Linked DNA regions of Homo sapiens: region 2 is linked to region 1. The links are chromatin loops, found by intact Hi-C in ENCODE. Cell type or tissue: endothelial cell of umbilical vein. All regions are shown on one strand. Links, peaks and the distances in the headings refer to the core of each region. The heading gives the core; the rest is flanking DNA. Region 1 overlaps MINDY4 (MINDY lysine 48 deubiquitinase 4). Region 2 holds the start of ADCYAP1R1 (ADCYAP receptor type I).

Region 1 (16,087 bases), core at 7,907-10,406:
TGCCTGGTGGTAATTCCAGGATGACCCAGGAGAGGCTGGAAAGAGCGTTCAAACGGCAGGGCAGCCAGCCCGCACCTGTCAGGTGAGTGTGCTATGCAAAGGTGACGGCTTTTCAAAAAGAAGCTCCACCTCTCACATGTTGTCTAGTCCCTAATGGCTCCGAAGGGAACTTCTTAGTCTCCTTGGTCTCTCAGAACAAGCCTGCGAAGTAACCGGCAAGGTAGAGTTTGTTATGGTCAACCAGGAAGAAAACTCAGCCAGAGCTCACACACCTGGAAAGCTGAAGAATGCTCTAGACAGGGGTGTCCAACCTTTTGGCTTCCCTGGGCCACATTGGAAGAACAATTGTCTTGTGCCACGCATAAAATATACTAACAATAGTTGATGAGCTAAAAAAAAATTGCAAAAAAAACTCAATGTTTTAAGAAAGTTTATGAATTTGTGTTGGGCTGCATTCAAAGCCATCCTGGGCTGCATGTGGGCTGCGGGTTGGACAAGCTTGCTTTAGCAGATGGTCCCAAAACATACCTGCAGCAACATGGCCAGGCAGACGTGGCTAAGAGTTTCTTGTGGGAAGCCAGAGATACAGTGATGAATCAGCTCCCACAAGGCTCCCTTTGGGCATTATTTCTATTTTATTTTATTTTTCATCCTATCCTTACTTTTATTCTTTACAATAAGCCTTAATGATTCCTACATTGATTGATTTCTGAATGTTAAACCAACCTTACATCCTAAGAATAAATCCCACTTGGCTATGATATATTATCTTTTTATATATCATTGGATTTGACTTATTAATATTTCGTGTAGGGGTTTTGTGTGTAGGTTTATGAAGAAGATTGGCTGGCAGATTTCCTTTCTTGCAACAGCTTTGTCAGATGCTGATACCTAGGTTATGCTAGAAGTGGTCCCTCTTTTTCTATCCCCTTGAAGAGTGAGTGTAAGATTGATGTGATTTCTTTCTTAAATATTTGGGAGAATTTACTGGAGAAATTTTCTGTGCATTAAGTTGAAAGGTGTTAAATTATGTGTTCAATTAAAAACTTTTTAATTCAAATTTCAACTTTCTTCTTGTGTAAGTTTTGGCAAGTTGTATTTTTTCAAAGAGTTTGGCCACTTTATATGTGTGTTTTAAATTTATTGGTATAAAATTGTATAATTATATTATCCTCTTATTATCACTTTGAAGTTTGTGAGATCTGTAGTTATGTCTTTGTTTCATTCCTGTGATTGGTAATTTATGTTCTTTCTCTCTTAACTAGTCTCACTGGGAATTTATCATTTGTGTAATATACTCAAAGAAAACTTTTGGCTTTATGTTTGTTTTCTATTTCATTGACCTCTGCTCTTATTTTTATTATTTTCTTCATTCTATTCTCTCTGAGTTTAATTTGCTATTATTTTCTAGTTTACTGATTCTCAGCCTTCTTCTTTTGTAATATGTTTTAAAGCTGCAAATTTCTCTGTAAGTAATGTTTTGTCTGTATTCCGTAAGTTAATACGTTACATATTCGTATAACTTAGTTAATATATTTTCTAATTCCCATCGTGGTTTCTTTTTTTTTTTTAACCCATGGGTTATTTAGGCATGTACTACTAATTTCATACATTTAGGGTTTTTTTTGTTTATATTTATATATATATTATATATATTGTTTATTTAATTGTTTATATATGTATTATTCTTTATGATTGCAATCCTTTGATATTTGCTGAGATTTCCTTCTAGTATATAGTTAAAGCCTATCTCTGATAAACAGCATGTATTTGGAACTTTAAATCCAGTCGATAATTTTTTATTCTAGTTGGAATAATTATGGCATTTATATTTTCTTTTTACTCGAATAACTTCCTTTAGTATTTTTTTTTAGCAGGTATGTTAAATTTTTTTTTCTAGTTTTTATTTGGAAATGTCTTTGGTTTGCTTTTTTTTTTTTGGAGACAGGGTCTCATTCTGTCACCTAGGATGGAGCACAGTGGCGCAATCACAACTCACTGCAGCCTTGACCTTCCACGCTCAGGCAATCCTCCCACCTTAGCTTCCTAAGTACGTGGGACCACAGATGCACTTATTTCCACACACCTGGCTAATATTTTGTATTTTTTGTAGAGACGGGGTTTTGTTATGTTGCCCAGGCTGGTTGTGAACTCCTGGGCTCAAGCCAGCCTCCCATCGTGGGCCCAGGGCAGGTATTCTCATATAATACATGGTGGGGAGGGGCTGCCCGTGGAAGAGCAGCCCACTTCTAAGAGGAAAAAGGGTAAAGCTGAGCCTAAATGCCTTTTATTTTTTATGGAATTTATCAGTCATATAATTCACACTTCCTCCGTTAGGGTGGAGTGATTAAAGAGGGGAAGAATGGCCAGGTGGGCCAGACCAGCAGAGCCTTCTTCAAACTTCTAGAAAACACTGGGAGTTGAGAAAAAGCATCCTTCAACCCAGCAATTATTATCCCCATTTCACAGATGAGGAAACTGAGGCACAGAGAATCCAAGGAACCTGACAAGGTTCTGGGTGGGTGCAGATCCAAGGGCACACAGACTGGCAAATGGAATATGGGCTGGATTTCAGCTCTCTCTCACTGCCTCAGCGAGGCGTCTTTGTGTAGTGCACATACTACACAACTCTACACAGTGCTCTTGATTTGAAACCAGGGCCAAAGTAATCCCAATGGTAAATATATCTGCATCCCCTGCCCTTCCCAACTCCCCTCCATCAGTGCCCCCTTCCCCTTGTTTTTTGTTTAATTCAGTTTGGTAAACATGGGTCTCAGTCCTAGTGTGTACCAGGTCCTGTGAGTTCTTCAAGGGGAGACACACATGTGCACATATAATTCTTCTAAAGCGTGGGAAAGTGCAGTGAGATGGCATCAGAGCTGGCCATATGCACAGAGCCAGCTCCACCGCTCTGTCCTAAGGAAGCTGGAGGAGAGGGAGCTACTTGGGGCCCTTTTTGGGCCTCCAAACATCAGGTTCAGGAAAATCCATGGAAGTCACACCTAGGGGCACAGGTGGGGTTAGGGGGCAGGTGGAGGATGCAACCTGCTGAGATGTTAGGCGGTGTGAGTATCTGTGCAGTCAGGCCCTCCTAACTCTGACACTCCTCAGATCTGACTCCGGGAGCTGAAGGGACTATTTTCTGGTTTATTTTTTGTTTTTCTTCTGTGCCCTTTGATATCAAGAGATGCTTGGAAAATATGTCACCTGGACTCCCATTGTGGGGGTTGTGGCTGTTTGGGGCCACCTGTCACTTGTCGCTGGCTTGTCAGGGCTGCCCTTGTTGGGTTCCTCTCACCATCACTCAGAACCATGGGGACTCTGGCCCTGACTGGGCAGTCCTCTAACCCTCGTCTCTCTCTCCCTCTCGCTAGAGTGCTGTGTTGCGGGCGGGGGCCTTTCTCTACACATTTGTGGCTCTTGCTGTCACCCACACACCTGACCTGAGTAGACCCTCAGGAAACTTCAGATGTAGTACGGAGCATGGGAGAGGAAATTTTTACTTACAACCCCCCAGGGCTAGGTCTTCCAAGCCTCTTGGCTCCTCAGGGGCACTTTGTGAAGGTGGGTTCTTTGGAGGCACCTCACTTGTGTTGCTCACAGCCCTCCGTTGGGGTGTGCTGGCCTGTCATTTGTCTGAGGGCCCCTCAGAGTGAGTTTCTGGACCTGCAGATGGCCACATGGACACTCCTACAGTTGGCTTTCTGCAGATTAACTCAAAACACACCATGCTGGGCATCTAGCAATAGGTGTAGGCATAGGCTGCACAAGTTCCAGCCACTTACTTGCTCAGTCAGCTTCAGAAACCTGGGTGTAACTGTGGTCATGAATTGAGAAGAGTTTTATCCTCCCTTAGGAATTCAACCCACAGCAGTTGCCACAGCACTGACATCTAAGGGTCAGGGCTGGTGAGCAAATGTGTGCCCTGTCACATGGCTTCAACCATGGAGCCGTGGGATCCAGGGGTACCAAGATATGAAGGCCTATGGTATAAATGAGGGTTCTGAGGCCCAGAGAGGGGCACAGACCTCTCCAGGGTCACACAGGCCATCAGGGTCAGGGACCAGATGACCTGACAGTATAGGCAAATAGAGGGGTGCATGTGTTTCCTGTTGCTGGTGTAGCATTACCATAAGCTTAGTGGCTTGAGGACAAACACAGATTGATGGTTCTGGAGGTCAGAGGTCTGAAGGATGTCTCACTGGTCTGCAATCCAGGTGTCAGCAGGCTGCATTCCTTCTGGAGCCTCTAGGGGAGAATCTGTTTCTTTGCCTTTTCCAGGTTTAAGAGGCCACCTGAATTCCTTGGCTCCCTTCCTTCACCTTTGAAGCCAGTGACGTTGGCTGAATCCTGCTCAGGCTGCCTTCTTTCTGCTTTTCCCCTTCCTGCTCCCTCTTCTGCTTTTGAGGACCTTTGTGATTACCTTGGACCCACCTGGTTGATCCAGAACACTCAGCATATCTCAAGGTCAGCTGATTAGCAACCTTGATTTCATCTGCAACCTTAATCCCCCCTTGCCATGTAACCGAACACATTCAGGGGGTCTGGGATTAGGATGTGGACATAGTTGAGGGAGGGGGTCATTTTTATGCCTGCCACAGAGGGCAGCTGTTTGTTGGAGCACTGTACTTTTTTTTTTTTTGTCTCACTATGGTTTTTAAAATATTCATCTACTCTCTCAATCTCCCTTCTGACCACTCTCAAAAGATTTTTTTGTGTTTTTCACATTTCCCCCTGTCTCACTGTCACATCTGTCTCTTTTTTATCTGGACCTTGTGTGGAAAAGGCAACAGGAAACCCACAGCCATGCCATCCCCAGAAGCAGCAGGCTTAGGTGAGGGGAGGATGTCTAGCTTTGGGGCCTGCTGTGGTGAGTCCATGGAGCTTAGGGTCATCATTAATTTCATGAAATGGATTTTGTCCTGGAGAAAGTGAGTATCTTCCCAGAATACAGCCTTGAAGTATGATATAGTCCATGCAATTGAAGTCTAATTTAGACTTTTAAAAAAGATTTTAAATTAAGCATTTTAAAAAGCAGGGTGGAATACATGCATCTTTAGGACTTGTTTACATTCTTAACTTCATAGACTGTCAGTGCTGGAAAGATCCTTAGAATCCAAACCCTTTATTTGGCAGGCGGGGAAAATAGAGCCCCAGAGAACAGAAAGGAAATGACTCACTTGAGCTTTTGCAGGTGTAGCAAAGTTATTTTCATAAACTCTGTTTTCCCTTGTAGTTAATGTTTAAAGCTTTCTTTTTAAATAGGCATGCTCCTCCTGTATTCACTTAAAGCCTCCATCACAGATGTCACTAACCAACATATGATGTCTTGCTCTTCATGTTACAGATCCTTTGGTTTTGGGTAGACTTGATTTCAGACTCTGAATTCCTGGAGTCATACCCTCAAAAAAAAAAAAAAGACCCTGTCAATTCACAGACATACTCATTTATTCAGTTAATTTATTCAACAACTATTTAGCAAGGACCAGCAGTATGTTAAAGATGGCTTGTACTGGCTTCGAATGCTGATTTTTAGTGCCCCTTCTTAACTTTGCATTCAGTGACATCACATTGGTAGCTTGGAATTGGTCATGTTTAGAATATTTATACCATGGAGATTGGCAAATGCAGCAAATCAAGGTCCCCATCCCTGGAGAGCCAGTTGTTAACATTTACCAGCACACCACCTGCGATGGCCTACTGTGTGCCAGACCCACCAGCCAGTCAGCTGTGAACAAAGCAGATTGAGTCCCTGCCCTCTTGGATCTTCCACTTCCAGTGAGACGAGGCAGCCCACAATAACACCAAAACAAGGAAATATATAACATATCTGAGGATTACAAGTGCTAAGGGGAAAAATAAATCATGGAAGAGTGACAGGGAGCCCTGGGGACAGAGCTGCTATTTTATAAAGAGGTAGCCAGGAAAACCTACCAGAGAGGGTTACACTTGAGAGGAGGCCAGAAAGGAGACAGGGAACTTGCACTTTGATCTCTGGACGCAAATGCCGACAGCAGTTGTGCACAGGCCCTGCAGTGGGAGCATGTTACTGATTGAGGCTGGACTACATGAGGGAGAGAGGAAAAAAAGCAAGAAAGGAAGCAAGGGCTTGGTCATGTGGGGCCTGGAAGCTGCTGAATGCATTGGCTTTTACTTTGGATACTCCCGCATCTAGGAGATATGGGAGCCTTTGGAGGTCGAGCAGAGACATGCTGTGATCTCACTTGTGTTTTAATAGGGTCCCTCTGGCTGCTGTGTTGAATAGATTCAAGTGTGGAAGGAGGAAGGCAAGTGTGGAGGCAGGGAGACCAGTTAGGCAACTGCAGTAGTAGAAGAGAGCTGGTGGTGGCTTGCATCAGGGAAATGGCAGTGAAGGTGGTGAGACATGGGCTAGAATATGGGTGTATACATACATACAGACATACATCAGCAGGGCTATGTTCTGAGAAGTGCATTTTCAGAAGCGCATCCACATCTGTGGGCCCCTGGAGGCACTGAAGGACCTGGGAGAGTTTGGGGTGCACCTGTCTCTCTCCTCGAGACTGCTGAAGTGGAAACATCATAGAGTGTACTTACACTGACCTGGATGGTGCAGCCTACTACACACCTAGGCTAAATGGCTTAGCCTGTTGCTCCTAGTATACACACCTGGACAGCATGTTGCCGTATTGAATGCTATAGGCCATTGTAACACAATGGGAAGTATTTGTTTATCTAAACACATCTAAATTTAGGAAAGGTACAGTAACAATATGATACTATAATCTTATGGAACCACTGTGATATATGTGGTCTGATATTGACCGAAACCACATATCTCATTGGGATTCGTGTATGGATTGGATGTGCTGTGTTAGAGAAAGAAAGGAGGCAAGGATAACTGCAAAGATTTTGCTGAACAACTGTAAGAGGGGGGTTGCCGTTCCCTGAAATGAAGACTGTGGGAGAAGCAGGTTTAGGTCATGGTCATTGGGCCATAATTTATACCTCTGGTCTGCATGTTACTTTCTTCTTTTTTTTTTGAGACAGAGTCTCGCTGTGTCGCCCAGGCTGGAGTGCAGTGGCGTGATCTTGGCTCACTGCAAGCTCCGCCTCCCGGGTTCACGCCATTCTCCTGCCTCAGCCTCCCGAGTAGCTGGGACTGCAGTCGCCCGCCACCACGCCTGGCTAATTTTTTTTGCATTTTTAGTAGAGACGGGGTTTCACCATGTCAGCCAGGATGGTCTCAATCTCTTGACCTTGTGATCCGCCCGCCTCGGCCTCTCAAAGTGCTGGGATTACAGGCGTGAGCCACTGCGCCCAGCCCTGCATCTTACTTTCTATCAGGCCAGTGGTGTTTCTTTGTGAACTGGCCTTCCTGTGGCCTTAGTTCAGGGTCCATGTGCTTGCAGTCCACACATGTGAGCAGTGAGCTGTCCTGTTACTTTTGTGCTGTGACATTTCTCCTCTGGCACTGGGGTTTTATTGAAGCTGTTTAAGAGGCTTCCACACCAGGACTATTACTAGAGCCCAAGTTAGTAGGGTTGCTCACAGCTACTGTCTAAGGACAGTAAAAGCAAGTCCCCATCTTGCCTTTATGTCATGCACTTCTTTGTCTTGTGCTTGCAGGTTGCAGTCTGCTGAGCAGACCTCCAGGCCTCTCTGGGCCTCTGTGCTCCTGTCTGTAAATGAAGGGGTAGGATGGGCTGCTCTGTAATGGCTCCCCAATTCTACCCTCTACACATGCCTAGACCAGACTTCTGACTTCTTTTGTAATCTCTGAATTACTTTGATTCAGTTGACCTCTCTAAGGCTCATCTTATGTAAATAATGAGCCTGTAAACCAGGGTCCTGTGACTTTGGAGTCCTTCCTAGACTATAGGCTCCTCTGAGCACCTGTGGGTATATAGTAAATGGATTTAGGACACAGCAACCTGGAATCACTCCCAGCCCTGAGTATGAGCATCTGTCACTGGAGGCCTGTTCCAGGCTGTTCCTGGCTGCAGCATTTTGAGCTGAAGGCAGGCTGACTAGGGCAAGGTTAAATTCCACCATCCCTAACCCCTTTGCCTATTACTTGTTGAATGGTTTCTCAGGTTAGGTTCCTAAGAACAATGGTTCTTAAACTGTGATCTCTGGACTGGCAGCATCTGCATCATCTGGGAACTTTTTAGAAACAGCTTGTCTGACCCACTGAGTCAGAAGTTTGGGGGTGGAGCCCAGGAATCTGGGTTTTAACAAGCTTTTTAGGTGATGTCATGCGTGTCAAGCTTTGGGAAGCAATGCCCTAGGGGCCAAGCCTGAGTCAGATTCCGGTACATGTAATTTGTTGGGGGCATGCTCTCAGGAGGAAGTGGGGTGAGGAAAGTGGAACTGGGCAGGGGAAGGAGCTCAGCAAAGGTGTGAGGGCTAAGGGCTCAGGCTGATCCCCTGGGGAGATGTGGAGCATGAATTGACTCAGAGTTAGTCCCATGTTTAAGGCAAGGGAGTGAGCTTTTTGTGCCCCTCTTAGTCATTGGCTGTGGGCTGCCCATCCTGGAGTGGGGCGGGCAGTGTGCAACCTCCTAGATGAGTTTGGCAAAGGACGATTCTCCAGAAAAGGATGCAGCTGTGAGCCCTTAGCAGCTGACATTGACAGCAGCTGGGAAGTATTTACCTGTCTGAGGCAGCTGGGTGGGACACCTGTGGCCTCCATGTCAGTTCTCATGGCTCCTTCTGCATTCACCCAACCCCTAGGTATTACAGTAAAGATAAACTGCAAAGCCTGTCCCTGGATATCACCTTAGATGCATTGGATGCCCTGGTGAGATGGGCCAAGCAGGGATCTTTTACAGGTTAGGATACAGACTCCAGAAGGTGAGACTGAAACGAAACTGTTTCCAGGCTCAGACAGCCTTTCCCATCATGACATGTGCAGCCCTCTGCAAGAGCATCATATTACCCATTACTGGCTTTGTGGCTGGGTCACGTCCTTTTGTCTTAGTGAGTTCAGAGGTGTCATAGCCCAGGTAGGCACTGGGGATGCCAGTGCATGATATGGTTCCCTGCCTCCAGAAGCCCAGGGTGCACTGGGATGCCCTGTGTAATTGGGTGCTAAATTGTGGCCCTCACAAAGGAGTGGAAGTTCAGGGAGCAGTTAAGGGACGCTATTGAGGGGGCAGGAGGGCCCTGGGCTTGGAGAGGCAGTGTTTAATGCAAAAGACTTCCTGGTAAACCAGTAACATTGGAGAAGGAATGGCTGTACTTTTAATTCACAGATCCAGGGGAAGATTAACCTGCCTTGTTCTGCTGTGGGTCTCTGCAGCCTTGATACAGCCAAGGGCCCAAAGCCTCAGTGTTTCTGCCTTTGCATTGAAACACTCCTCTGACACTGGGGATGCCTGGCAGTTTTTCAGGTTTTGCAGAAGAATGGACAGTAGATGGCAGCAGATCTTCATCAATCCTCCCAACCCCAGCGATTTAGTCTCGTTGCCCTTGTTGCATAATTTAATTCAGGGGACATTCACCAGGCCCTACCAGACCTTTCTTAAGCAGTCCAGGGGGAGAGAGACAAGTGCATCCCAAACTCTCCCAGGTCCTCTAGAGCCTCTGGAGGCCCCCAGATCTGGAGTGAAAGCCACGGGCGCACAGATGCCTCTCTGTGTCCTGAGGGGGAATGAATTGTGCCAGCCGGGACTTGGAGGAGGCTTACAGAGGATGTGGCATTTGCGGTTCATTGACTGTTCCCTGCTTCTGAGCATCCCAGCTCTGAAAACATCTGCACCTCATGGGATGAGTAATGGGGAGAATTTTCATTTTAATTTGTCTTTATGCATTATTTGGACTTCACATCAGACTATTAAGGTTCAAAATCTGACTCTTGAGACACACAATACCTATTTCCTTTCCAGCATGCCGGTCATCCTGTGTGGATAGTGGCCTGCTTGGGCTCTTGCACTGGTTCAGCCTCACCTTCTTAACCTGTTCTGGGGACCTCTCTTCTGTGGTGGATACAGCTGTCCTCCACACCTGCCATTGATGCCCGATGCTCAGCCACTTCTCCCCACTTCTCAGCCTGTTGATCACATTTTACCCTATACATGTGCCCCCAGTCCACAGTGGAATGCCATTTCTCCTTCTGATTGCTGGCCTCCTGAAAGTAGGCACAGGAGATTAAACATGAGAAACAGCTCCAGTGCATGTTACAGGCCACTCTGAGCCCTCCAAAAATGGGGTTGATGACCCCTAAACCTTGTGTGGTTATTATAACCCCAAGGTACCTTCAGTTCCATGGTTTCCAAGTCTCTGATCTGATGCGTCTGCAGAGGAAAGAGATTTCCCTTGACTCAGATTTCCTTTGAGATCCAGAAAGTGCGGCTAAAGAAGTGAGAGAGTGGCCACACATCCCCCTGGAAGGGAAGATGAGTGATCTTGTATTGTCCATCTGTGGACATCAGCATGGCAGCTCTGAGATCTCCCTTGGACCACACCTGGGCCCTTGCCAGCTCCATCCTAGGTTCTGAGTCCTGGGATACAGGCTGGGAAGATGTTCCATGCAGGAGAAGTAGCAGCTGTTAGATGGAAGGAAGTTGTTGGGCTCTGAGATAATATTTGGGAGATGAGTGTGAGAGAGCAGGAGTGGTATTATGGAGAATCTTTCCTGTATTCCTTTTTTTCTCACTCCAAGATGCTTTTGTGCTGCTCTGTTAGCTATGTTCCAGCAGTTCCTGGCTACCAGAATCCCATATAAAGGCCCACATAGAGGTTAGTAGGACCAGAACAAGGCTGAGTGAGGTGAAGCATCTAGGATGCAAAATGTAAGGAGCTACTCACTCTCACAGTTGTTCAGCTGCAGGCTGGACACCTGCATTAACCTGAGAGGGAAGGTCTCTTAAAATTTTGCACCTTAGGCTTCTTGATTATCTCACCCTAATCCTATCCTGGTTAGCAGAGTTTGGCTGCTTTCTTTTGTTCCTTCAGTATCTTGGACAACCCTCAGTATAGAACAATGATTTGATAACTCATATTTATATTCATGAACTTTTTGAGGCCTGGAATGGGGCCTTATTTCTCTGTCTTTACTCAGCCATGTCTCTGTACCTGGCAATAATAAGTGCCAAGCAAATGAGAGAGTGCACTTAGCAAGGAGAATGGAAGGGAAAGTTATGCTAATCTGTCTGTGATAGTATCGTGAAACTTAAAAGTGGTAAGTCTTTCATATAATTGAAACAATTTGAACTTTAGTTTGCCTGTTGGCATTCATTAATTTACTCAGTAATTTTTTTGTTCATACAAAACTAGTTACATGACTGCCTGATCACCCAACCATATATCTAGCCAACTAAACAACTAACCAGCCATCTGACCACCCAACCAACCAACCATCCCAACCGACCAACCAAACCAACCAACCAACCCAACCAACCATCCAACCATCCATTCATCCAACAAACCATTCCACCCATCCAATCATCTCACCCACCCAACCAACCAACCCACCCAACCAACCAACCTAACCAACCCGGCCAACCAACCATCTAGTCAACCAACAAACTATCCAAACATCCATTCCATCCAACCAACTAACCAACCCACCCAATCAAACCAGCCAACTCACTGTCCCAACTGTGATGCCCCATCTTTAAGTCGTCTGGAATGTTGCCTTCTTCAAGAAGCCTTTCCTGATCTCTTCACTGTACCTATACTTGGACATGATCTGTTTCTCAGACCTCTCATGGCACATGTCACGCTGGAGAGAGTTGACAGGCTACTTTGTTCCTCCTGCTGGACTGTCAGCTGCCTGAGTATAGGGGTGACTTGTCTGTGTCCCTACCTTTTTGAGTTTTGCTCAGAATTATTCCAATAAATAAGAATTGAGATGGATTCTTGACTTTGCTTGGAATTTGGAAGGGGAGAATGAAGTATGAGGTCTTTCCTTAACTTAAGAAGTTCATAGAAGAGCAGAATTAGTGACTTAGCACACAGAAAAAGTCAACTAAAAATAGCAGGCAGATCTGTTTCAGGGTCAGATGGATGGTGCTAATTGAGATGCCGTAGGAGCTTAGAGGAGAGGGAGGGGGTTTTCTGGATGAAGCAGGGCTAAGCTGAGCCTTGAAGGCTGAGTGGGTTTGAATAACCCAGTTTTGTGTGGCAGGGGGCAGTCTTATTCTTCAGGCCTTATTACTGTGCCTGGAACATATTCATCACTCTTCTGTGCCTTGCTCTAAGCCTGAGGTTTTGTTTTTGGGGTAGGGGGGAAAGTTTGCTGGTATCCCTGGGGTCTCATTCCTAAAGACTGAAGCAGCTCTCTTGTTCTTCCCCAGCGTGTTTTTCTACGGCCTGCATTGGGTTTTGCTGCATTTGCAGACATTTTTGGATAATGTACACTTATGGTGGGTCATGGAGAAAACCTAAGCTCATAGCTCCACCTAAGGATCATGGCATTTATTTAGGGAAAAGATGGGCGTCCTTGTTCCTACCCTGTGATAGGCTGGATGCCTTGGGGCCTGACATAGAGAGAGCCAAAGTCTTTCCCTTGCCAAATCCCATTCAGTCCTGCTGGAGTACTGGGTGTATGCCTTCCCTCATGACTCTTGGGCTGGTTTTCTCAAATGGTGGCTGAGGGATGGAATTCTGCTGTGACTGTCAGAGGTGGTGTCTCCATTTTGGAAAGATGGCCCCTGATGCTGAGTTATGTTAGGGGCATATTGGGCAGAGTTCCTCAAATCACAAAGATGATCTGCCAGGGCAGCTTCCTGTATGGCTAGATTCCATGTGTGTGCCTCATTCCAGAAAATTCTACTTTGTTTTCTCTACTCATTCCACAAGAAGTTAGTAAAGCCATGGGATTTCTTTCATTTCCTGTTGAGGCCAGTTTTGTGGTCATAGGTCCCTCAGAAGTGGGGCCTTTTCCCAATAAAGTAAACAGTTTTTGATCTCAATCTAAATACATGGTATTTAATTTTATTCAACAAAGCATTTATAGAGTGCCTCTTGCTTGTTCGAATGGTGTTGGGGAGAGAAATGCTGAAGATGAGGTTCCTGCTCCCAAGAGGCTGAGACATCCCGACAAATATGTACTACAGGATTAAGAAAAAGATGAGTGTGATAAGGGATCTGGCAGAGTTCCACAGAGATAGAGTCTGGATAGTTTCAGGGATAATTATGCTGTCGATATCTGTTGAGTCCTCACTATCTGACTGGCCCTCTTATAGGAGCTTTGGATGTATTACTTCATTTAATCCTGACAGCAACTTTACATATTTACAAGTGGGGAAACTGAGGCACAAAATGACCAAGCAGTCTGAGTTCATGCAGGTTTTCTGGCTTTTGGGGCCTTAGTCTTAATCATTATCCTTGGCCCTGACCTGGGGGAAGAGGACTGTTGAGAGCTGGCATTAGCAAGGACATAGAGGGCAGGTCTGGCAGTTCAGAGAGTGGAAGAATCCCAAGCCGAGGGGATGCTGTGAGCAAAGAGGTGGGCAAGTTGGTGTAGCTGGAGCCCAGGGGATGTGTGAGTGGTGGGAAGAGGGTAGACTGCAGGCCCGACAGGTGCCCCAAGAGCCAGACCTTCTTCTCTAGGCAATAGAGAGGGATAGAAAGTTCTCTTGTGTTTTGGGTTCTGTTGTTTTTTAACCAGGAAGATGTGCCGCAAGGTGAGTCTAGGGGTGCAGCAGGTCTGAGAAAGGTGACTGGCAGCAGGGCCCCTGCCGGGAAGGCAAGTGGGCTCTGGCCTGGATGTGCCAGAGGGGTAAGGAGCCAGGGAGCTGAGGAGGAGAATCCAGAGGACGAGGCAGTCAAGGAGGACTGTGGGCCTGGAGGAAGGGGAGGTTGGGCAGGCAGTTAGCAGGAGTAGGGGCACCTGAAGGGGAGGTGCTGCTTGAGTCAGGAAGAAGATGAGTTGTTTCTGGATATGTCCAGTGGAGCTTTTGTTTCCACAGTCAAGAGTGGGGCAGAAACGCAGATCCCAGGGAATGTTGGGAGGAGCTGGCATGGGCTGAAAGCTGAATTCCTTGGAGGGTGGACATTGCCAAGGTCAGTATCTTGCAGTGGAGACCACGTGCTTGGTGTGGGGCAGGGCAAGAAAACGGAGTGGTCAGAGCAGAGCCCCACCCAAGGCGAGGGAAGAGCCAGTCTCCTGGAGGCAGGAGGTTGCATTTTCGGACCCTTAGGAGAGGTTGGGAGGTCACTGGGCCTGGTGATGGCGGTTCCCAGGTGGCTTTGGAGAGAGCACCTTGAGCAAAGTGCTCCGGGGCAGAAAGTCAACTGTCGTGTATTGAGGAATGGGAGGAGATGAGGACATGTGTGGAGAGCCTTTGTGAAAGAAGTTTAGAGATGAAGGGTACACAGGGACAGGGTGGCAGCTCAAGAAAGAAGAAGGTTAAGGAATAGGGCCGTTTATTCAGGACAAGAGAGATTTGTGCATGTTTGTGAGCCATGTTTGCACCAGCAGCAGAGACAAGAAATTCACCATTCACAGAGGCAGGGTGCACGGGCTTGGGTGGGGCCCGGAAGGGGACAGTGCTGACAATACCAGAGTCATTTTCTGTTACGCTCAGTAACGATAATTGATGTCTGTAATGATGGGCCCAGGGCATTACAAGTTCCTGAAGTGCCTTTTAAATCTCTAATGAAAGAGTCAATTCTACTCAGCAGAGTTGTTGAGTTACTTGAAATTTATTCCAATTAAGCAAAGCTTTGTTCAGTTATTGAGATCTGCTATTTGGGAAACATTGCATTGTATTGTATTCTGAGACTTTGAAACTTGGCTCGCCATCTTTCACATATTTAGTAACTTGGCATGGTGAGGTTGAAAGGGCCCCGCTTTAGAATTGAACAGATTTGGGTGCAAATCCTAGCTCTGCCATATACTAACAGGGCAAAGGCAAAAACTTTTTAGCCTCTTTTAACTTTTTTAGGATTGTCATAAGGAATAAGTAAAATAAAATATATCAAATATTTGGCCCACAATGGTTATTTTAATAAATATTAGCTTCCCCCCACTCTAGCTATTTGGTTAGCCAAAACACCCATTTAAAAAAAAAAACAGATGGATATATTCCTGAATAGATGGGGATTTTGTGAGAAGGATGGAAAGTGAGGTTGGAGTCAGATTATGGAAGATTGTGATGGTCAAAAGAGAAATGTTCAGGTTAGTTGTGAGAGCCATGGCCAGGGCTCCTGTGCCCTTGGGCATGTCTTTCCCCTGGGGTCAGGCATATAGCAGGCTTTTGGAAACGTTTGTGGATTGAATGAATTTGCCTGCCTTGAGGCATTTCCTTCTTTTTTTATTGAAGGCTAGGGGAAGGTGGGTCTGTTTGAAAGCTCTGGAGGGTGAGGCAGATGTGTCTTCCTACCCTCTTCTCTTCTAGAAGGTTTTCCCAGGTCAGGCCTGGACAATGGGCTGGCACAATTGGCTCCACTTGCCTAGGCCCATGTGGCTGTGGTCCTCCATGTCCCTGCTTCTGCCTTGAGCCCAGGGTTTCACTCAATTGTTTAAAGGGTCAAGATGCATGGAAAGTCTAAGAGAGGACAGTGGCATTTCTATAACTGATATTGCTTCCTTTGGTCCCAGTGTCACTTTGTTTAGCCTTTCTTCTTTAAATAAAATTTCTTTTGAATGAGAAGAAAAGGAAATCATGTAAACTGAAAAAGTCCCAGATGGAAACCGAGACCAAGTATTTTGCCACCATCTGAGGATTAGAGGCTGTTTGGCAAGGCTGAGAGCCACGTCCATTATTTCATGTCCACCTCCTCATGGAGCAGTGGCACACTGAGTGGCCGTATTCCAGAAGCTGCTGTATGGAGGGCAAATGATCTTATAAGGGCATTTTGGCAGGTATCTAGGAATCAACCCCTGGATCTGCCAAAGAAACCCATCCACACACAGAATTCTCACACCCATAGTCTCCCTCTGCCCCTGCTCAGCTCCCTAACAGATCTCAAGTCACTTTGTAGCCTTGACATGGAAGATCAGATATCTTTAAAATTCAACACACTCCTAGGAGTATATTAAAAGAAGAAAAGAGAAGTTGAAAGTATCCATTTTAGATTTAAAAAAAAAAGCCGGTCTGGTCTAAGGGAGGAGACCACCCCTCATGTTGTCTTATGCCCAATTTCTGCCTCCAAA
Region 2 (16,087 bases), core at 6,804-9,303, 260 kb after region 1:
TCTGATATTTTAAGTTGCCTCTGTCCTGTAAGCACCACCATCCCCTTCCTGGTCTTTCTCCGGGGGCGGGGGGGTCACATTGGAGGACATCCCGACAGGCACCCCAAAACTAGCTGACCCTCCCAGGCCTGGGCGGTAGGGGCAAAGAAGAGCCCAAGGAGGGTCTGAGACTTGCCTGGTAAGGAAGGCTTCTTGGAGGAGAGGGAAGACAGGCTCTGATACACAGGAAATCTTGAGGACCTAGGGAGAAGAAAGAAGGCTTTCTAGTCCTGGCTATGATGGAGAGACTGGAAAGAGGGTGGTGAGCCCAGGAGGCCCAGAGTCAGAGGAGACGGGGATGACAGGGGGCTGAGGGCTCCACCTCAGCGCCCCCGACCCCCGCCGCTGGGATTTCCCGCCGCAGCTCCTGCTCCAGTCTGTGCTGCGGGTGGGGTCGGGTTGAGCAGCCCGGCGCCCCCCACCGCGCCCCCCACCGCACCGCCCTCGATCTAACCCCGCCCCCGGGCGCTCATTGGCCTGCAGCACCCCCTCCCCAGCCTGTGAAGTGAGCAGGGGGAGGCGGTGGTCGGTCGCCTCCCTCCAGCGCCCAGCCTGGCTTCGCGGCGGAGGCGGCGCCTCTCCCGCAGGACGGAGCCAAGCTGGACTGCCGCGCCGCGCGGGGCGGGCAAAGGGGGCGCTGCGCTCGGCCCCGGGCAGGGAGTGACGGCGGCGGCGGCGGCTCCGGGCGAGCGTGGTCCCCGCGTGCGCACACGCACACGCCGCCGCGCAGGGACACACGGACCCCGGCCGCCAGCCGGCCACACAGGCGCGGAGACCCGGCTCGGCGCGCGCTCCTCGGCGCACACGCTCCCCATCCCCGCGCCGCGCGGGCCGCGGACTTGCAGGCTGCGCGTCCTTTGCGGAGTCTGCCCCGGCCCCACGGACAGGCCCCGCAGTGAGCAGGTAAGGGTCGCCCCGCCGCGGCTGCCCCTCCACGCCTCGGCCGTCTTCTCCCCCTCCAGAACCTTCGCCCAGCCGGGACCTCGGATCCCCTCCTCTGGCTTGGCGGTCTCCGCCAGCCGCGACCTCCACCGACGGAGAGCGGGCGAGGGCCGGCGCCAGGCAAGCCTCCCAGATCTGAAATGAAGCCCCCTCCCGCCGCTGCGCCCTTCCTGCGCGTCAGGCTGACACCCCCCAACCCAAGTGTCTGGCGCTGCGCTCGGGGCGGCCGATCGCCGCAGACTGCCGGGGTGGGGGTCGACCTAGCTATCTCACGCCCCTCCTGATGCGGAGAAGGGAGACCAGGGGGGCAGGCAAGCCATGCGGCCGGAGGGACCCGGAGGGACATGCCTCCCTACCCTTAGGTGGACGGACGCACCTACGCGGATCGGGAAGGCAGGGCTGGAGGGTCCCCCGGGGCTAGGTACCGCAATCCGCACGGGGTTTGAGGGGTGGGCAAGCAATGTGCTAGGTGGGGGTTGGGGTAGGGGCCAGTGTAGAATGCCCCTCTGTGGTGACACATCCGGGATTGTTCAAAAGAGTGTCGTCTTCGTTTCCCGTGGCGCGGAGGGGCTGGGGTTGGGGATGCCAGGGCTTCAGTGGTCCCCAGAAGAAACGCCCTGCGGGGTCTGTGGGGAAACGCACCGGCCTTCCCAGGTTGAAGTGGGCCCGCTGAGACCCCTGCCTGCCGCTTTAGAGGCAGAAGCTCCTGCGGCGGCTGCGGGGGGCGGAGGCCACATCCTCGGCGGGACCTTGGCAGGTTAGGGGGCTCAGAAGGGACAGGGGAGCCGATGGATGCAACTAGACCCTCAGGAGGGAACCCAGCCGGAAGCCGATTGCATTTCACGTGGAGCTGAGGAGGGGAGCCTCACCCCTGGATGGAGCTCAGCCCCTTTTTGGAAGATGGGGGTGGGGTGGTGGACACCTGCTAATTCTTCCGACCATTTTTATGTTTTTGAGTGCAGGTGCGTCAGACTCCCTTTATCTTCCCCAGCCTTACAATGTCCCGCAAAGCCCCCCTGGCCCTCTCCAAGACACAGCATTTGGCTCTTCCCATGAGCGGCCCTGGGGAGGAGTTGGGGGATGGGAAGGGGCTGGACGCAGCATGTGGAGGGCAACTTGCCCTGGGACTGCAGCTGGCCAGAGGCAGACAAGCATCCTGAAGGTCAAGCTAGAAGCTTTGAGTGGCGGTAGGATTCCCAAGCAGATGGAAAACTATGTTTGAGCCTTTGGGGGCAGGGGCAGCAGGCAGCACCCAGGTTTTCTCAGGAGACCCCAATTAAATGAGTTTGGTGCTGGGTACAAGTAGCACTGGTGGAGTCCCCAGTCCTAAGCTAAGTTCTGCTCCTCACTGACCTTGGGGAGGGCAGGCAGAGGCACCAGCTTGGACACAAGCCGAAATCTGAACATACAGATTGGAGGTGGAACACGCTGAGCAGGCCCTGGGCCAGCTCTTCCAACTGATCCATCAACAAGTGTGTGTGGGGTGACGATGGAGGCGGGCCTGATACTTTTCCTCTTTGGCCATGGGTGGTTCATGGGTGGTTGGGTGTCTGGGACAAGACCCCCAAAAGTCTGTTTGTCCCCATGTGTGGTGAGGGGAGGTGTCTGTGGGGAGCCTCTGAAAGGATCCCTCTCCTGCACTCTCGGGACTGATCTAAGCTAAGGGGTGCATTAAGTCCTGTTTTGTATAAGGTTCAGGCTGGCAGGGGATTGATTGGAGAAACACTTTGGGACCCATGGCTTTTCACATGGCCACCTCTCTCTGTTGTGCGTCAACTTTGGGACACTCCCTCAATTTGTGTCGAATAAATAAATACACACATGGGAGTTTATAGTATATGTGGCTGAGAGGCTAGGAAAGCTAAGGCCACAGGGTGGCTTTTCTCTTGGGGACAGGGCTTAAGCTGGAGTGTCCCAGGTTGCCGCCCTCCCAGGGACAAGCATTTCATTGACCTGGGGCTGGCACTGATTAAGTGGAGGACATCTTGTGCTGTCTGCCACAGGGCAGAACCAAGGTGTGCCAAGTGCAGAGCCGGAGCTTAGCTCGGTGCCAGGAAGGCCTTGCTTGCCTGAGACCCACCCACCATGGGGCTGACACTGGAGGTGACAATGAGTTTCCTGTCCTGGGCAGGTTTGTGAGCAGAGGGATGATGCCCCAGACAGGAGCTGCCAAGTGGCTTTCCACCCTGGAAGGCCTAGAGGCCTCAGAGACCCTCAGCCTTCCCTGAGGAGAGGAATCTGATTCCAGGGTCTGAATGAGTTGGGCTTAGTGGTCCAGCCGCCTGGCAAGATGGAGACTGGAAACTCCTCAGCTGCGACGTGTTTGTACCGAGCTCTGGATGCCGTCAGAGGCAAATGGTGACAGCCACCCCCACAGTGACACACAGAGAGGGAATGACACACAGCTGGGACGGCATATAGGCTTTCTATGACACCTGCCAGAGAGCTGGGGCACAATAGTGACAAGCAACACCAGAAAGACAAATGGACGTTGAGACACACCCTCTCACACAGATCTGGGCACACCCGGGGACTCAGAGATATTTGCCCAAAGATCACAAAGGTCTTCATTAATAAAAGTCCAGCTGAGTATTGAATTGAATGGAGGAAAGTGTGTGTGTGTGTGTGTGTGTGTGTGTGTGCACGCGCGTGTTGCATAAGCCTAGAACAAGGGTAGGCAACCTTTTTCTGTAAAGTGCCAGATAGCAATTATTTTACGCTTGTGTCCATATACAACTACTTAATTCCACTGTGTAGCCTACTGCAGCCTTAGATGATATGTAAACAAGTGAGCATGGCTCTGTTCTGATACATTTTATTTATGGACACTGAAATTTGAATTTCATACATTTTGCCTGTGTCGTGAAATATGATTCTTTTAATTCTTTCCAACCATTTAGAAATGTAAAAAGCATTCCTGGCTCACTGGCCGTACAAAAATAGGCTACAGGCTGGATCTGACTGGCTGGAAGGGGTTGCCAGCTCCTGCGATGTAAGGTTAGGAAAGATAAATAAATGGTCAGAGAGGTTGACAAAGGGAGGGGCTTAGCTCTGATAGCTGCAGATGCCTGATGGTACCTAGGATGCTTCGCTCCATTCTACGTGGAGCTCAGAGTGCCCATCTGTTTAATGGGTCAGGCCTAGGAGAGGGTCCCTGCCTGGCCTCAGCACCCTCCCCCAGATTGGCCTCTGCTTTGTCCCTGTGATTGATTCCCCCACTCTAAAGACACCTGGAGACAACATTCAGGACTGAAAAACTGACTGCTGTCACTTGAGCTTGCCAAACAGTTCCTGAGCCCCCTTCACCATTCACCCTTTGTGTCCAAGTCTGTGCCCATCCTCATGGGTGGGGAAGCCACACGGAAACCTGGGCATGCCCCTTGTTTCTAGACAAGACTCGAAACTCACAATGAACATGATGAGACCTGAAACAGCTCCAAGGAGAGGGGCTCCTTATCTCAGGGCTAGGGCTTCTCAGTGGAGGGCAAGGTCATAAAGGGCGGGTGCTGCCTGAGTGGGCTTCCTGGAGGTGGTGGTGGGGGTTTGAGTTGGCCTTGGAGGATGGCTGGACACTCTCATCCCAGCTCTCCGCAGACTCCATGCATTGCCTTAGCTGCCCTCATCTTTCTCCCTCCTGATCGATGGGCACTGCAGAGGGTTGGCTGAGACAAACATATATATATCCTTCCTAGGCACCTCTGAACTTCCCAGCTGCTGATCTAAGGCCTGTGGACTTGTGTAGTGAACCAGGTCCTGCCTTCTGTTTCTTCCTTTCTCTACTGCCTCCTCCTGAAATTTCCTTCCTGCCACCTGTGGTGGGGGTGGGCCAAGGAGACACACCTCTCTCATTTTTCCGTGTCTCTGGATTCTGTCCCCCACTTTCCATCCCAACCGCCTTCCTGCTCAGCTTAGTCCCCCATCACCTCTACCCTAGATCCGGGAAAGGGCCTCAGGGTACATTTCTGCCTGCACTTTCCCCCTTCATCTCTGCTCCCCAGCCTTTGAAGGGATATTTTCTAAATGAGAAGCTGATCACTCCACTCCATTGCTTAGAACTCTTCATTGCCCCACCCCTGTCTGGTGGAACAACCCTCCAGCTTCCACAGACTGGCACCAGCCCTCCACCTTCTCATCCACCTCATCACCTCCTGATATCTTGTTGTGTTCCTTGACACCCTGGAATCACCTTCCCAAATCCATCCAGGGGGCGCTCATCCAGGTTTTCTGGGCACTCGTGTGTCTTGCCTGTGCCAGGTGCTGTGGGCACACGCACGTCAGAGCTGGGCTCATGCTCACTTAGGAGAGGCTGAAGCTTAACCAGCGTCTGCACAAAGGGAAAGGCGCTCAGTGCAGAGCTACTCCTCTCCACACCACACCCCCTGCCGGGTAGGTGCTCAGTGAACATTTCCACAAGCTTGTGCCTCCCTCTGGCCAGGCTTCCTGTTCTCCTTCCTCCCCTCCCTCCTCTCATTCGCTCCGTCCTTTCCCTTCCTACCTCCCTCTTCTCCCCGCATTTATCTTCTGCCTTCTTCCTCCCCCTCCTCTTACCTGGCCCAGGGGGTGCACTCCCTGACTCCTCCAGGTCAGGAGAGGTCCCTGCACCATCCAGTATGGAAGAGAACTCCTCACAGGACCCTGGGAAGGACTCTGCAGCATGACCTTGGGGAAGTTTCCTGGTCTCCTAGGGCCTCAGAGCCTCACCAGTGAGATGGGATGATACTGCCAACGGGCACAGGTGCCCCAGCCTGGCCCTTCCTTGCTTTGGACCTGGTTCCCTACCCAAGCTTGTGCGAAATGCAGGGCATGAGTGGGATCATCACTGGGGCCCCTCTGGTGGCCTGACTCCTGTCACCTTGTCACGCCTGCCATTGCCGGGAGGCCCCTGGCCCAGGAGTTTGTCTGTGCCCTTTATCAGCTCTGGTCTTGAGGAGGAAAGAGGTTCTAGAGGGTTTCCCCTCCTTCCCTGCAGCAGCTTCTGTCCCTCCCTTTGAGGGGTGAGTGGGAGGGGGGCAGTGTTTCATCTTTCAGCCTTCTGTCCCTTGTTCCTGGCCCTAGGAGGGAGAGGAGGAAGTAGGGGCGGTCCAGCTCCCCTGTCATGAGTAAATGGAGCACGGGGAGAGCAGGGTAGGCGAGTGATGTACTTAGCCTGGCCATCTCCTTTCTGGTATCCAGGCTTGTCCTGCCCTCTGATGGGGAGGGATGCTGAGTGGCCAGAAGATTCCAGTAGGAGGTGGCACAGATGGCCCCAGCCCCATGATGGGCAGATGAGAGTCCCAGGGCTGTGTGGCCCAAAGAAGAGGTGGGGTAGGCTGTCCACACACCCCTGTGTGGGCTTATGTGAGGCAGAGGAAACTGTGCTGCTCTGGGCTGGTTGGGAAGGGCACAGGGACATCAGAGCTTCCCACTGTGGGCCTGGGCCAGACGCTGGAGTGGGGCAAGTGTCCATCTCAAGAGCAGAGTTGCCTTCAGCCAGGGGAAGCAGAAGGGCTCTGCCAGGCTTTGGACAGTACAGGGATGGCTGGAGGGTCTCTGAGTCCCCTCTGCACGGAGATGTGGAAAGTCTTCGAGCCCAGTGAGTCACCGCTCGCTCCCATGTGCTGCCTGATGATGCTATCCTGTGTGTGCAGGGGCCACCACTTCCTGGTGCAGCGACTCAGAGGAGGACATGGCTGCTGTAGTCAGTTTCACTCCAGGTTCGGTGGCTGGGCTTATGAGGCCTGAGGAGGAAAGGGGAATGGTGTGCTATTGGGATCCCCCTGAATTCCCTTACAGTCCAGGTATCTGTAACACATCCCATTCCTGCCAGGCAAGCCTCCAGGCTCTATATTGTGTGACCTTGGAAAGTGTGTCGCCTTCTCTGGCCTCAGTTTCCCTATCTGCACCTTGGGAGGTGGGCTTTAAAGTCTATTTCAGGTCTGAAATGTTGTGTCTGTAACTAACTCTTCCTAAGGAGGAAACTAGATATAGATATGTGAATGGGTGTAGTGGCGGACCTGACCAGCCCCTGGAGGTGTGTGTGGGGGTCCCTACTAGGGTACCAGTGGACTCTGAACTGATCTTCATTTGACCAGTAAGAGAGGGCAGTGGAAGCATAGGGATGGAGTGCACCAACTTTGGAGCCAGACTGCTTGGGTTTACTTCCCAGCCCTACCAGGGACTTGCTGTGTGATTTTGGGGAAGTTGCTTACCCTCTCTGTGTGTCGGTCACCTCCGCCATAGAAGGAGCTAATGCTAGTAACTATTTCAGGCAGGTTAAATGAGTTAACACATGTTTATTGCTTGGAAGAGTGTCTGGCACATACTAAGTATTTAATAAATGTTAGCCATTAGTAAATAAAAGCACAGGAGGCCTGCTATTCCCATTTTGATTGTGACACGGTGCTGTGGGGGTGGAGGTGACAGCAACAGGGTACAAAAAGTCTGAACACAAAGTGGTGAGATAATAATAATAGTTAACACATGTATAGCCCTTACTGAGTGCCAGGCTATAGTATATACTCTATAGTTTCTTTGTATAAATTTGCTGATGCCTCACTGTAACATCTATGAGATAGACATTAATATTATTCCCATTTTTCAGATGATAAAAAGAAGGCACAGAGAAGTTAAGCAGTTTTCCCAAGCTCCTGGGGCAGAAACCTCTGGCAAAATGGTCCCAAGTCTGTCATACTAAATGCCAGGAGGTGACTTTAATCATCCTCAAAAACTATCTGCCCCAACAGAGTCTGGACCCAAGAGAGAGAGCCAGGGAATATGGAGTGACCCATTTTCCCATCCTGAGCCACTTTTGTGGCTGGGCTGAAATCCATCCTCAGGGAGGGGAGAGATCAACCCTGGGCTGCAGTGGTGGGGCTTGGCCTGTCCCTTGAGGGTGTCACTAGCAGCTTGGGAGAGTCTGGAGGAGGAGGAGCCACTGGCAGGGCTGGGGTGGCCAGCAAGTGAGGGGAGGCATCTTAGAGGGACACTGCAGAGAAGCACTTGGTTTGGGGCAGGCAGCCTAAGTCTGTAAGCTCTGAGCGTTGTCCAGTTGGGGGCAGTGCAGGGTTGCGGTGGGGGCAGAAGTGCCTGGAGGGGCTGAAAGGATTACCGCCCAGAGAGGGGAGAGGCTGCGGGAGGTGATCCCTGAGGTCCCCAGCGGAGTCGAGGCCTGGGAGCTCCCAGGTTCTCTCTCTCCTCCTCTTTGCTGGCGGGGGCGTCTGTGTCCAGTTGGGCAGGGGGTGGACTGTAATGGGTGTGGGGACCAAGAGAAGGTAACAGTGGGAATCAAGAACCCTGGGTCTAGTTCCAGAAGAGGCACCCTATTGAGAGTGCCCCAGCTCCCTTACCCTGGGTCACTGGGCTGGGGACACACCTGTCTCCTAGTAAGCAGCCTGGCGATGAAGCAGAGGGCTGGGGGTGGGTCGGGGCTGGGGCCTCTGCTGGAGCTTGTCTTCAGTCCACCGCAGCTACAGCTGAGAAGCTGCCCTTCCCACAGCAGGGGCGAGGCCCCTGCAAGTCTGGGCATCCCTGCATGTGTGCGTGCATGTACACACATGTGCATGTGTGCCTATACCTGCACCCATATCTGAATCCAAGTATATCTTATTGCCTCTCTATAGCTGAATGCCTTTGCTGAGTGAGTGTGTGTAAGCGTGAATTGTTCTGTATATCTACAGTCTGATATGTGACATATCTGAATATCTGAATTGTCATGTGCTTACATCTGCACATATCTTTGTTCTGTGTGTGGTCCTCTATGTGTCTGTGAAGGAGTGTGTGTGTCTGTGAAGGAGTGTGTGTGTGTGGTGTGTGTGTGTGTGTGTGGTTGCCTGTCGGTCCCTGAAGGAATCTCCACCTTGTGTATCCCCATCATGGGAGTTTGTATTGATACCTTCAAGTGGTGGCCCTGGGGATAAATGTCTCTCTTTGTCTCTGTAGGGTTGACATGTCTTTATGATCATCTCTGTGGACCTATTTCTGTGTATTTGTGTGTGTTTGTGTGTGTGAGAGAGAGAGAGAAAGAGAGAGAAACAGAATCAGAAATCCACCAGTCCTCAAAACACAAACTCACTCTCTGTCTATTTGCTGCCACCGGCTCCCCCACCCCACCAGAGCTGTTCAAACTCCTAGTTCCTCTGTGCCAGCTCCCTGGGTTCTAATAAAGGTTAAAATAGAGGCTTTATAATTCTAGCTATACACGAGCATCACCTGGAGAACTTTAAACAACACTGCTGCCCGAACCACAGCTGAGAGCTTCTGATTCATTTGGCCCGGGGTAGTTGTGGAAAGCTCTGATGACTCTAGTGGGCAGCCCAGGTTTCATACTGGGGTCAGAGGTTAGGGCTTTGCTGGGGAAGCAGTGAGTATCTGCTAGGGGGCAGCCCAGTCCTAACCGGGGTAGTGCTGCTGCCACCTCAACGTGTTGCTGGGAGCAAGGAGCTCTGTTTTCACCTTTTTGGCCTGAGGTCGCGGAAGGTGCAGGGAATCGACGCCTGATCTTGGAGGCTCTCTGCCTTGCAGGATCTGCCTGCAACACTCTGCTGGCCTAGAGAGATGGCCTCCAGCCTCTGTCACTGGTGCCAGACACTCCTCCCTCGCAGCCAGGCAAGTCAGGAGGGTTGTCTCTTTGCAGGCAGAGCCTTGGGTTCCCCAGGGCTGGTAGAAGTGACCAAGCCCTTTAGGGGCCACCAGTGCTAGGTCACGCCAGAGGCAGCCTGTGGCCACCAGGGGCGTGGCAAGCCCTGGGAGCTGGTACAGAGACGGAAGCCTGAGTGCCTGGTAGAGATGGTGCCTCAGGGTGCCTAGAAGTGCTGAGGCCAGTGCTTGCCCAGCCTGCCCTGTCCTCCCTGACCCACAGGAGGAGGCTGGGCCAGTGTTGCCATGGCTCCCAGGCTTCTCGGAGCATCTCTTGGGATATCTGAGGCCTCCCTCCCCATCTCTGCATAATATGGGGAGATGGGGGCTCCCTCTTTTTGAGCCTTCCTGCAGCTGGTTTTATTTCTGCTTTTTGGATGCCTGCTTATCTCCAGCTTAAGCTTGGAGAGGCCCTGTGGGAGGCAAGGAGAGAGGGAGGGGACGTGGTTAAGCAGAGAGTGAGGGACACAAAGACCCCTGGGGTGCAGCAGCTCTGCCTGCTGGTGGGGGGGTGTGCGAAGACTAATGGTTGGGATGCACATGTAGGATTTGCTTGGGCCCCCCATGGCCTCCCGGGCCAGGCACCTGTGGGTTAGCAGTGCCCTGATATGGGCCTACTCAATCTCTTTTATAATAATTTAATAGTAATAATAATTTTTAAATAACCATAACCATCGTACAGCTGAACTGGAGCCTATTTAGCAGTGCCTGTTGACGGATGCTTTGCTGTCCCATTTTTTATTGTTGATGCTATTTTAAAGGATGCTGTGGTGAATGTGCTTGCATATGCTTCTTTTTGTCCAATTGCAAATATTTATCAGATGCAGAATTGCTGTGTTGTAGGGTATATGTCGTAATGATCAATTTTAGAAGCAGAGTATACTCTTCCCCTGGGAGCGTGCTGGGCTCTTGCAGCCTCCTTTTTTGACTCCCTGTAACCTGTCTCTCTGGTCCCCACCAGTGGCCCCAGTCCTTGCAGGCCTGCCCCCTTGGAGCTCCTGCAGCTCTGAGGCCTGAGCACATGCTTCACCTGTCACCGTGTTTTCCGTGTCATGGTTTAAGACTTCATCCCGAAGATGAAGTAGAGTGAGGTAGGGCAAAAAGTGGGTGTAATTGTTAGGGTACCAGGCCAGGCAGCTGGAACAAAGAGGCCTTTTAAGGGGGTAAATTAGCTAGAAGGTGGTTTCCCTCTGGCGTAACAGTCTGGGGCTAGGTGGGCCTCCAGGCAGGCTGGGTGGCTGGGCTCCACGAGGTTGCTTGGCGATCCTGCCTCCTCTTGCAGCATTGCGCCCTACCCACTCAGATACGGTTCACGTCCACACTGTCAAAGTGGGGTTTGTTATTTGGGAAGGGTTAAAGAGCAAGAGCAGAGATCATGCCATGCCCTCATGCACAGAGGGTGCAGATGGGACCACATGCTGCCACTCACATTCCATAAGTGCTAATAACTTCATCATGTGCCCACACCTCCAAGCAAGAGATACCAGGAAATATCATCTCTAGGTGAGCATGCATGTGCCAGCTAAAACTTTGTCACTGTGGAGGAGGGGGAAAATGCAAAGGTTTGGGGAGGCAATCCCTCTGTTGCCAAGGAGAAAGCCATTCCAGACCATGCCAGGAGACTGGTGGAGCTGAGCCAGTGTGTGCCCACAGTATCGCCAGCACCTAGCACAGACTGAGTGCCTAGCACATGTTTGCAGGGCAGAAGAAGAAAGAGCAAGACGGATGCAGGCAGGGAGGTGGGGTTATCCTTGGAGGCTGAGAGCCGTGCTGCAGGGAGCTGGGGGAATAAGGAAGGGAGGTGGTCTTGCCCCCGGCCACTGCACTGGGCTCACAGGATTCACACCTTTCCTTCCTCTCTAGCCCAGAGACACATTGGGGCTGACCTGCCGCTGCTGTCAGTGGGAGGCCAGTGGTGCTGGCCAAGAAGTGTCATGGCTGGTGTCGTGCACGTTTCCCTGGCTGCTCTCCTCCTGCTGCCTATGGTAAGGGCCCAGGAACATCTCTCTGGGAGCCCCAGGCTCACCTGAGTCCCCGCTCCAGAGAACTCATGTTTTTTCTGTACCCTCAGCTCAGCTCTTCATCTGGCTGGTATTTCTGCCAACACCACCACTGGGCCACCCAGTGCCTTTGTGTGAATCAGAAAAGACATGCCTTCCTCAAGACCCTGTACTGATTTGACCAGAAATGATTACAAAATTTACAAATCTTTATGATGCAACCTTTAGAGTTGCACAGTACACAACCTGCTCAACTGAATGCAGGAGCCCTGGTCAGGGCTGCAGAAGCCTCTTTCAATTTTCTCGTCACCAGCCCACAATGCCCTGCCAGGATAGAACTCAGAAGCCTGCCCCCTGCTCAGGTCTCTCCCTGAGTGAAGGTGGGGATGGGGAGTGAGCAGAGGAGGACTCCCAGGTTTTGGTCCCGCCACTCTACCTGAGAGTTCAGAGTAGCAGTGGGTGAGGCTGTCCTCAGAACCCTGGGTACCAGTCCTGCCTCTGGCCTGACTCACTGTGTGGCCATAGACAAGCCTGTCCCTTTCCCTGAGAACTGCCTGCACATCTGTGAATAGTAGGGATTGGACTATGTCCCCAAAAATGGCCCTTGGCAATCAAATGCCTTGTGACTGCCTCCACACTTGCTGACATCCCCCTGGGAACCATCCCTGCCCTGGGGTTTTGAGTTAAAGGGACGGCATTTGGCAGCAGCTGTCATGATAGCAGTGCATGGGCTGTGAAGTTACTTGGTCCTGAACTTGAAGCCCATATCTGCTATTAACCAGTGGTATAACTTTGGGCTGGAGTTTCTTAACCTCTCTGAGCCCCAGTTTCTCCTTCTGTAAATAAGGGTGGCGAGTAGGCCCCACTAAATAGCAGCACTGCTCCTTAGCCTGCAGCTGCCGGGGGCACTTTTTTCCTGAGTTCCTGGAGAAGAGAGAAAATGAGCTTTCTCAGCCTGACTTCTCCCCTACCACTTGTTTTCTCCTCTAAACTGCAGTAGTAGCCTCGTGGCTGCTAGAGTCAGGCCTCCTGGGTTCGAATCCTGGCTTTTCAGCCTACTGAGCCATATGACTTTGAGCAAGTGACTTAACATCTCTGTACTTAAGTTTCCACATCAGTAAAATGGAAAATGATAAAAATAGTACTTCATAGTACTCTCCAGATCCATACACACACACACATATGACACTCAGAATAATGCATGCACAGAGTGAAGTGCTATATGCGCTTGCTAATATTATTATAAGATGTGGAAACTGAGACCCCAGGAGGGAGTGGGACCTGTCCAAAGCCACACATTGAGTTGGTGACTGAGAAGAGCCCTTATGGTGTCTCTCAAGGTGAATGTCAGGGCCCCTGCTGGCCCTGACATCTCTTGTCACCCTCCTCTCTGCTTCTGCTCCCCACTCCCCCCAAGACACTGCCCCTGGGGCTTTGGTAGGAGAGCTTACAGATGGGCCTCCTACCCGCTCCCACCATCCATCCTGTGTTCTCCTACAGGCCCCTGCCATGCATTCTGACTGCATCTTCAAGAAGGAGCAAGCCATGTGCCTGGAGAAGATCCAGAGGGCCAATGAGCTGATGGGCTTCAATGATTCCTCTCCAGGTGAGCGGGGCGGCAGGGAGCATGCCACGTCCCCAGTGCCAGCTTTTAGAACTGTTTTCCTGTGCTCAGGCTCGGCCAGTGAGTGGTCAAGGTATGGGTTTCTGGGGACTTCAGAAGGCCCTCGAGAATACTGATGTCCTGGATCTGCTCTGGGCAATGATGCTGGGGTTGCTCTCCTCAAGGCTGATGTGGTCTGGATGCCTCACAGCTGTTCTGGGTGACTGGACATGGCTGCCTTCTCTCCCACAGGAGCTGGGATAGCACTGGTGCCTGAGCTGGGCAGTGGCTGTCAAGAGCTTGTTAGCAGGCAGCATGGGCCTGGTGGCAGCAGGGACACAGCTATTGCCTGTGGCTGAGCTGTACAGCACTTGGTCAACCCAGGGCAGGAAACGTGGGGTCCTTTCCCACCTCTTCTGCTCATTGCATCAGAAGCCAGAGAAGAAAGCAGCAGCAGGAACTTCAGTCTTGAAGACTTGGGTACAACGCTTCTCCTGGGGCTGCCTTTGAGGAGGGTCCTGCTTCCCTCCACTGGAGGAAGCACACATTGCAGGACATTGAGCGTTCTTAGCCTCTCCCTCTAAATGCCCATAACGTCCCCGATCCCAATGACAATCACAAAATGCCTCCCAAGATTTCAAATGTCCCAAGGGAGTGGCACGATCCCTGGTAAGAACCAGTGGCCCCATCGAACCCCTCTCCTAACTCTCCATTGTGCAGATGGGAAGCTAAGGCTCACAGAGCAAAGGCGCCCTCAGCTCTTGGCCTCAGGGGAAGTTGGGGATTTAGGGGAGGGGGCATCACAGAGGCCTCTCCAACCTCACTTTTGCCTTAATCGTTGAAGGACTGGCTCCGTGCTGCCTAAGGGTAGGGCTCTCTGCTCAGGCTGGAGGGATTCATTTTCCTTCTGGATCCTCCTGGCTCCTCTGAGCACCATGTATTTAAGCACTTGACTAATCTGCAGCCCAGTTAAATGGAATGGTCCCACTGGACGGAGCTGCCCAGCCAGTTGCTTCTCAGTGAGCATTAACTGGTGAGGGAGCTACTCTGGACCGTGCCGGCCTTTGCCTCCGCTGAGCTCTTGCTCAGCCCTAACCAAGGTTGAACGTGGATTCGGGGCCCCACCAGTGAGGGAAACTGAGGCAGGGGGCCAGAAGGGCACACAGTTGGAGGAGACCCAAAGAATATCCCAAGAATATCTGGTCCAAGTCTCTGTTTGGAGGATGGGACTGCCGAGCCCTGAGGGCAGGGATGGTGTGGATCACATGGAGGATCAGGCTGAGGTGGGTCTGGAACCCAGGTGTCCTGCTCCCAACCCAGGGCCATTGTTCCTGCATTGCGTGTCTCAGATACATTTGGGGTTGAGCGACAAAATCATCCAGGAGGGAAGAATAAAGGTAGGGGCTGGGGTGGGACAGGGACCTCGGTGTAGGCTGTGTGCAGTTTAATTGCTCACCTGCTTGTTGAACTCTGGGCTGACAGGGCAAGACAGGCCTGTCCACAGGGATGTCGTGGCAGAGAAGGGAGATGGATGCCAGGCTGGAAATACAGCATCCCTGGAAGGGCCAGGCCAGTGCTGGGGAGGAGGTCTCACCTGCAGGTGTCCTCAGGAGAGGAAGAGATGAGTTCTTTGTGGGAAGGATTCATATATTGAAACTGGATCCTTGCTTCTTAAACCTGGCTGCACATCTGAATCACTGGGGAACTTTCAGAAAAACGTACTCCAGCCACAATCCAAACCAATTAAATCAGAAGCTTGGGTCTGTCATAGTCACCATAGTTTTTAAAAGCTCCCCAGGCGATTCTAATGAGAAGCTGGTGTTGAGAACCCTTGAGCTAGGCCCAAGGGATAAGTAGGCATTTGAAGGTGGTGGAGAATTGAGGGACAGACGAATGGGTGAACACTGTAGGCTGAGGAATCCACAAGAGGCAGGAGCCTGGTGTTTTTGGCAGTAGTGAGTAACCTCCTGTATTTGGAACTCAGTATTGGAGCAGATGGGTTGGGCTATTGAGGGGGCATGGCTGAGGGCCCAGGGAGCAGATATTGTGTATTTCATGTCATCTCCACTGGAGATGAAGGTGGGGGAAAACAGTGGCCGGCTCCCACTGAGCTGGCATCTCTGCAACTGCCCCAGGGGCTCCACTTGTGCCCTCTCAGGGACCTTGTGAGTCAGGGCTGGCCATAGGAGGTCAGGGTGTGAAGGATTCTCCAAGAATTGAGTGAATAGCTCTCCTTTAACCCTGTCCAGGTGGGAGAGGAGGCTGCACCCTCTCACGATCTGCTAAGGAGAGGATCCCTCATCTATCCCTACTCGTCCCCTCCCTTGAATCATAGGGTGGGGCTTTATAAAATAGAGCTGAGCTAATTAAGCAGAAGCAAAGGGCAGCCATTAGGTGGGAAAGAGGAAAAGAGTAAAGGCCCAGTTGGACCACCAACTCCATGACCCTTTCCTGCTCTGGGCCTCAGGAGCTTCTCTTTTAAAATGAGTGGAGTGGGGTGGATCATGTTAATAGCCAGACCCTCTATAGACTTCCTGTGTGCCAGGCTCTGTGCCAGCACTTCATTCTATCACCACAGCAGCTGGAGGGTGGGGGTGGGTCTATTATGACCCCTATTTTATAGATAAGTGAACTGAGGCACAAGGAGGTACTTTGCTTAAGGACATAGTCCATTAAGAGGCAGAGGCAGCCTGTACCCTCAACTGCTGGGATGCACCACCTCTAAAGAGTGACATGCTGTGGGTCCCAGCACCCCCCCGGGCGCAGCACCAGCCATGGGATCTTTGAAGGGCCCTTAACACCTTAATTTTCATGTCTGAAAAATGGAGGAAAAATGATACCTACCACATAGGATTATTGCATTAAGTGATAAAAGCCTGTGAGAAGTGCT

What was found. Hi-C counts contacts between places; a loop is a spot of excess contacts. Peaks named below come from ENCODE experiments on the same cell type or tissue, not always from the same donor. Only the 100,000 strongest peaks of a DNase experiment are listed, where the experiment ranks them.
Region 2: a loop joins it to region 1, with 4 times the contacts of the local background. A loop is called at or near these places in 2 of 110 quality-filtered maps.

The regions. Positions count from the first base shown.
Region 1 is chr7:30,791,493-30,807,579 of GRCh38, forward strand. MINDY4 (MINDY lysine 48 deubiquitinase 4) reads left to right here. Exons shown (of 18, transcript NM_032222.3): 5 at 1-82. INMT-MINDY4 (INMT-MINDY4 readthrough (NMD candidate)) reads left to right here. Exons shown (of 20, transcript NR_037598.1): 7 at 1-82. Among named protein-coding and RNA genes, the nearest start is that of MINDY4, 28 kb to the left of the region's middle. RefSeq lists enhancers at 8,308-8,427, 9,294-9,423. In endothelial cell of umbilical vein, for the core only: a CTCF peak has its summit at 9,369 (motif pointing right); DNase peaks (open chromatin) are centred at 8,219 and 9,419.
Region 2 is chr7:31,051,737-31,067,823 of GRCh38, forward strand. It overlaps ADCYAP1R1 (ADCYAP receptor type I), which reads left to right and starts at 572. Exons shown (of 16, transcript NM_001118.5): 1 at 572-942; 2 at 11,458-11,579; 3 at 13,095-13,200. The coding sequence starts at 11,529. In endothelial cell of umbilical vein, for the core only: a CTCF peak has its summit at 7,999 (motif pointing right); no DNase peak of the experiment used is centred there.